Linked DNA regions of Mus musculus: region 1 is linked to region 2. Evidence: chromatin contacts called from ENCODE POLR2A ChIA-PET data. All regions are on one chromosome and are shown on one strand. Each heading gives the region's core, a stretch centred on a gene start or an enhancer-like site at or near the end of the contact. The rest is flanking DNA. Distances are from core to core; before and after follow the strand shown. Region 1 overlaps Znrf3 (zinc and ring finger 3). Region 2 overlaps Znrf3 (zinc and ring finger 3).

The links. ChIA-PET counts read pairs that join two places held with the same protein, here RNA polymerase II (POLR2A).
Region 1: POLR2A ChIA-PET joins it to region 2 with 19 read pairs in Patski. The contact joins two enhancer-like sites. POLR2A ChIA-PET finds 5 or more read pairs at or near these places in 2 of 5 experiments (Patski and embryonic stem cell).

What each region holds. Positions count from the first base shown.
Region 1 is chr11:5,295,686-5,298,877 of GRCm38, reverse strand. All of the region lies in intron 2 of Znrf3 (zinc and ring finger 3), which reads left to right. Among named protein-coding and RNA genes, the nearest start is that of Kremen1, 36 kb to the right of the region's middle. Within about 2 kb of position 1,387, at least 1 of the 3 ENCODE cell types and tissues checked has a DNase peak (open chromatin) inside an H3K27ac peak, as active enhancers do.
Region 2 is chr11:5,420,158-5,423,786 of GRCm38, reverse strand. All of the region lies in intron 1 of Znrf3 (zinc and ring finger 3), which reads left to right. Among named protein-coding and RNA genes, the nearest start is that of Znrf3, 23 kb to the left of the region's middle. Within about 2 kb of position 1,737, at least 2 of the 3 ENCODE cell types and tissues checked have a DNase peak (open chromatin) inside an H3K27ac peak, as active enhancers do.

The sequences.
Region 1 (3,192 bases), core at 138-2,637, 120 kb after region 2:
ATGACAAGATGTGTGGTGTTAGCAGAAGACCTAGCTTATCATCCCCTTAATCCACACCCAAGATGGCCCTGTGCTAGTTCCCAGTCCTTCCTATAGCTTCCTATCCTCCTAGGGACAGATGACTATGGCAACATAGGTCTCTAAGCAAGGTGAAGGGAACTTGGTGTTTGAAGACTGAGAGGCCACCTGCATGTGTGTAAGCCCCTTCCAAGTGGCAGGTGAACTGTGAGCACACTCTAATGAGGAACTGAGGAATAGTGTATATTCCTCAGTATAGTCTAGGATATTTTGTGCTTAGTGTTAAAGTTGTATAGTCAGAATATTTCTGTTTTGAATTTGCTTTTAAATCTGTTTACCACCTGATTCAAGAGTATTGTAATTTCTTTTCCTTCATCGCAAGTATTGCTGGGTTCTGCTTAATTAGATCCAGATTCCTACTAGTCCATCAGCATCAGAACATAGGGATCAAACTAAACTATCAAACTTGATGGCAGATGTCCTTACTCACTGAGACACCTCACCAGGCAGTGATTTTTAGTTTATTTTTATTTTTCAGTCCCCCAGTTTCTCTCTCAGTAGGCCAATCTTAAGAACAAAGCCCCTTGCTGCAAGAACCTACCCTGATTCTCCAGAGGGCCGCTGAGGTGCTCAGACTTTGCAGGCAAGGTTGTTAAGTCTGGTTCTGCCACCTAATTAACACTTGTTTATATTAATTAGTTGCCACATGTACAGAAGGCAGTGGTCCTTTTTTGAAGTTTCCAGTTACAGACCTAATAAGATCTGGCCTGAAATGGGACTTTGAGAACCTCCCAAGGCAAGGTAACAGCTTCCAAGTCCTCTACAAGTTTCTCTTTCAGGCATAGACAGCTCTACAGCCATTTTTCCATAACATCCTTCATTTACTCAGAAGGATGGATGGAACAGGAGGGTGTGCACAGGCTCTCTTTGAGTTTTTGGTGCTCCTTGTCAGGTGTCAAAACAAAGGGGACCATTGTGTTTCTTGGAACTGATCTAAAAGTCTGTGTTTGAGATTAAGATCTAAGGAAATGCATTTCCGTTTAACACCCAGTAGTTTCTGATTGTGAAAAGACTCACAACCTGTACATCGGCGCCGTACATGACTACAGACTCCAGCCTCTTCTGTTGGTTCCTTTAATTAGTAGGAATTAAGTGGAGGCTGCTGCATATTTTGAGAATAAATAACACTGTTTAAACTTAGGCAGCCTTAACCATTAACTTAACCGCTGGATTCTCGCTGCTACATGTCTCCTGAATAGATCAGCATAATCTTAACTAGGACTTAAAAATCCTTCATCCGCTCCCTCGCTCGCTCACTCACTCACTCTCGGGAACTTAGAACTTGAAGCCCATGGGAGCCTTTGGAGACTTAATGACTTTAATTATGGCAAGAAGTATCTTGTGGTGGGTAGGAGTACAGCTGGTGGGAGAGCCCTTTCTCAGTGCAGCCGGATGGGAGCTGGCAGAAAGGCAGTCATGGGGGAGGGGACTGAGAGGGGTGACTTGGGGGGGGGGGGTTGGCCGCAGGGCCTCTGAATTCTGAACTGTGTTTGTGGCTTCAGAGCTTTGATCACTTGCCAGGGAAACCTGGAAGGTCAGGCCAGGCTGCAGCCAAGCCCTGGAATGAGGAGCCAAGTCAGTGGAGCGGGCAACACTATGTCACTGCCCTCACCTCCCACCCTAGAGGAAGTAACCCTATCTGCAACCCCATCCTCTGGTCCTCTTTCTGTGGTGGTCTTCTTTTGAATTGGGGTCTCTAAAGCCTGCAATAAGCCAACAAAGTGCCTTCCAAATGTGACTTGGTAAAATCAGATATGCTATATGTACTTTTAGAGGAAATCAGGACTGGTTTTTGTTTGTTTTTAATTCTGTGTGTGCCTAGTACAAATTACTCTAGAGCACAGGTGATCTCTCCTGGTGGCTTGTGTCAGGTTTCCCCATTTTTTTTAACATTACCATCACCACCACCACCCCCACCTTGTTTCTTGGCACCAAGTTTTTCTCACTGGTTCCCTGTGTGCCCTAGTGTGTGACCTCATTTCCTATGTAATGAAAAGTTTCTGTCGGAAAACAGGGCCCTTGGTGAGTGTCTTTGAGCCCCTTTGCCTAGTATGACTCACACTTTAGGGCACAGGGCTGTGCAGAATACGCAAGAGCCTGGTGCCTGGGTGGTCACTGCCTAGAGGCAGTGAAGGAAGGAGAAAGTAAGGAGTGAAGGTTTAAAGTCCATTTAGTGACCTCCAGAGAGAAGGGGTACACAAGGACCCAGTGAGTGGGCTGCTTAGACCAGGAAACCCCACCAAGAGAGAGCTGGTGGTGGTGGTAGGTATGGTCAGGTCCACTGGTTGACCTCCATTGGTATGACCTGCCCCTACCACAACCACCACCACTTTCCCCTACATGACCTCACTGGCAGTAGGCACAGGACCCCATACAACAACAGAAGCTTGTTACTGCCACTCTGCAAGTCTGTAGACTGCAGAAAAGAATGGTGTCTCTCATGTTGGTGTTTAAAAATTGTGACGCTGTGGTTTCTGCAGCCAGTACTCCTAGAGAGCCGTGCTCTGTGTCTCAACAGGTCCTGTGCCTTGTTCTCTCTTGCAAGTGGTAGGATAGATTCCATCAGTCCTCTAGGCCAGAGGAAGGCCAAGGGCACATATCCAAGGGTAGTCATCTGGCTAGCTTTTCCTCATTGGAATTCTATGGAAAGTTCACTTTCCTCCAGAGAGAGAAGGGACACAGCACACACTTTAAATGTACAGGAATTTTTTTTTTTTTTTGAGAGCTTTGAAATCCAGAGATGTGTGTGTACAAAGTCCAGGGCCTAAGAGCCACAGGCAGAGCCACTGGAGTTTAAGACTGGCCAGAAACAACATGTGTGCCTTAGAAGTCAAAAGCCTCCTTAGCAGTACAACAGAAGATGGTGCAGATAAGAAGGCAGGTCTTGAAGTCTGAAGTGTGAAGACTAAAGGCTGCAGATTGCAGAGTACCAAAAAGACATAGCTAAACAGACGGATCCTAATTGAAGAGTTGGAGGATCCACAGGATTCCCATTGGTTAGGAGTTGGCTGTAGTCAGTGTTGGGAGCAGGAAAGCCCAAGTATGGTGCTTACTACCGAGTGAAACTGATGCTGTGTGAGCGCAGCAGGGTACTGTAAAGAAGTCTGGTGGCCA
Region 2 (3,629 bases), core at 488-2,987:
CCTCCTCATTTCACATGATAAATGTTAAAAAATCTGGTGTCTGGGAACCTTTGTTTGTTTAGATCTAAAAGACAGGAAGAAAGCAAAGTAACATTTCTTTTTCCTCTTTGTGGATGAAAGCTATCCTGAATATCTTCAGTATGGACTGCCTTGTAGTGTATTATTTGGATACCAAGATAGGAAATTTGCAGCAGCCTGGGGTGTTTCAAGGTATGTCTGGCCTCACTGTTCTGAGCCCCAACCCTAGTGACCTCTTTCTTAAAGAAGGTTCAAGGATGTAGAGCTTGGGTTTTCTGAATAGTGCTCACGGCATGGTTGGTCTCTTGTTGGGGATCTTCTGAGGTAGGCTAATTGGTCATTGGAAAAGACAGGAACTTTAGATGGTTGCAGTGTTACTTACAAAGGCTGAGTGCTACATGCCTAAGGCCAAGAGTGTCTAGAAACCAGAGGATGGTCCTGGGCTATGCCCCATTTAAGGAAGGCCTGTTCTTGGATTTGCCCTGATACCCCACTTCTTTTGCTGAGATCCAGGCTGGGTTGGCACTGAGTAGGGGCTTATTTTTGCTGTGTATATCAGAGTCATCTGGTGTAGATAAGCTCAAGGCAAAGCAGGAGAAAGGAAAGACCATGTGAGGAATGGCCAGAATCATAACAGTGAAATGAGACCTAAGGGGGAACCAGCTCTTCTCTCCTGATCCTCAGTCCTGCCATCTGTAGACTGGCAGGCATGTGAACTTGGGGCATGTGGCCTCAAGTCAGAGTCCTGCCAGGAATCTGAGACCTGTAGCTGGATTTCATCTAAGTGGGAAAGAGCACCTAACTAGAGAGGGAGGACACATAGCTTAGAAGTTAAGGATGACTATGAATACAACCAGGCAGAGGTGAGCCCCTCAGGCAGAACACAGATGGCATCCATGTTTACTGCTAGAGTTTTGATGGCTTGACCTCCCTCCTGCCCATGCTCTACAGCAGCAGTATGCAGGGGCTGTTCTAGCAGTTACTCCTATGAAGAAAATAATTTGGAATGTCAGGGAGTCACGTTCTTTTGACAGTCTTAAATTCACTTTATTAAAGATAAATACAACAGCTTTGGCTTTTAGGATTATTTATGACAAATTGTTTTCTGCTTGTACACTTAGCCACTCACAGCACCTTGGGAGAAAATTGCTGTTGTATGGCATTTGACCTTGGCTCAACTTATTTTCTGAGGTTTTGAAAGTAGACCAGGAGAGTGTGGTGACTTCTGGAGAACAGTTGATCAGGCATCTTTCAAGTTCTGCTCCTCACCCTTCAGTCTGGGGATGTCAATGGGCAGACCTCGGTTTTAGCAGAGAGCTTGTAAGCATGTCCCACCCCTAGCCTTAGTATTAGGCAATAGAGTGATAGGTTGGTTTGGACATTTTTCTGGCTATTGATGGGTGTTATTGTGGCTTCTCCAAATTGAATGAGGATTTTTTTTTTCTTTTTTCTTTTTTTCTTTTAATACAGCTAGTGAGCCAAATGAGCCACACTGGGATAAACTCTGTTTGTTTACAAATTATGTAAGAGAAGGGCCCGCCATTAAATTCTCTGAGCCAGAATTTCTCTCCCTCTTCAAAGTTGTAATCAAACTAAACAAACACTTTTCTGCAGGAGAAACAGGAGCAGATGCTCCTGGGAGGCCTTCAGCAACTGTGGAATGTTTAAAGTAGAAACACGTAACCAAGGTGGAGCTGTTCCAGAAACAGTGCTTGTTCTAGCCAGAACTGAAGCACGTGTCAGCTTTTTTATTTAGGGCAAGAGGTGCAGAATGAACCAGGCCAGTGCAGGCAGGGTTTTCCTCGGAGTGTTTAACTGGGTTTTCTTATCCTGCTTCTCACAGTGTCAGCTCCATTGGATGTTACTTTCCTTTGCCTACTCCTTTTTTCCCCTTAGAAAACAGAAGAAAAGAAAACAACAACAACAACAAAAAGCACTCCCAAGTCTTTAATTATTATTCCTTATTTTTTAGCTGTGTTGGATTACAGTTGAACCTTATCTTTTTAACTGTGCTAGATTTTACAGCTGGGAGTCTAAAAGCCCTTCTGTTAGCTCCATTCTCACAGGGTCATTCAGGGAAGTGAGGTGGAAGCCTTCCTGGCCTTTGCTAGTGTCTCAGTGAGCCTGGGAGATTTAGTTCTTTTGGGCATGGGCAAAGACTTCTAGGCTCAAGGACACTTTTTTTTTTTTTTTTTTTTTTTTTAAGTTCTCACTAACTTGGATCTTTATTGAGTGCCTTGATTTAAGATTAATTCATTTTTATTCATGTGTATATGTCTGTATATGCCACATGAGTGCAGGTTCCAATGGGGTCAAAACAGGGTGTCAGATCCCCTCCTGTAAGAGTTATAGGCAGTTTTGAGTCTCAGGACTTGGGTTCTAGGAACCAAACTTGGGTCCTCTGAAAGAGCAGTATGTGCTTTTAACTATGGAGCTATTCTCTCATCCTGAAATGGCTTGATTTAATTTGGCTTGGGAAATTATAAAATTTCAGGACATCAGTATATAAATAGATGTGTACTTTTTTTGTTTGTGTTTTTGACACAGGGTCTCTATATAGTCTTGGCTATCATGGAGCTCACTGAACTTGAACTCAGAGATCTGCCCCTGCCTCCCTAGTGCTGGGATTAAAGGTGTATTCTACAGTGCTCGATTTTGATGTGTACTCTCTAAGCCATATGTAGGTTTCTGTGAAGTGTGCCCAAGATGAGCTTTTCTCAAGGTATCTTCTAAAAGATAGCAATACTGCAGAATGATCTAGGGTGAAAGAATTTTATGAACTTACTTTGAGAAATGATGTTTATTTATTTTATATTATCCCTGAAAGTCCTACTGGAGGAAAAAAAATCTGTTTAATCTGACATTACTCAAATATACTTGATCACAAAACTTTTTCTAAAAGGACTTGGGAAGATTCTGTACTATGTATATAGTACCTGTGTAAGCTGGTTTAGGGTTTGTGCCTGTGGATTATGAGTAGGATAGGTCAAGAGCACATCCACTTTTACCTTAAAGGCCCTGGGATATAGAGTCACCACCAGCTAGAACCAAGGGCACACCTTTTGAAGATGATAGGAGTGCTTTTTCATTTCAACTCAGCAGGTTATGATCTTTATGAGTGATGATTTGCAAGGAATTAGAAGCTATGCCATGCCAGAACATATGATATAACCCCAAAGTGATTCTAGCCCTGGACCCACGACACTTGTTCTGTGGCATTTTGGGGGATGGGGATAGCAAGAAGCAAAGGTGGGTTTTATTGTGAAAATTTAATAAGCTGTTTGCAGGTTATGTGTGTGTGTGTGTGTGATAACCTGTAAGGATCACTGGCTGATATTCAAGCCTCACTTTGTTGGGTTATCATCTTGAGGTTGGTTGGTGTGGCCGTGTTTCCCAAATTTACTTTCATGCTGTAAGTTTGGTAGTCTGAGGTCCAGTCACCTTGGAGGTGCTAGGCTGTGTTGAATGGATGCATTTTCCAGACTTGTCTACCTTAGTGAATGCATGAAATTTGGAAAGAGTATATGGCACAAGCTCGGCTAGGTTAGATATTCATTCCTCTTGAGGCTCAAAGGAGATAAACTCTGAGGTGAGAAGTTTAAATTCTTCTC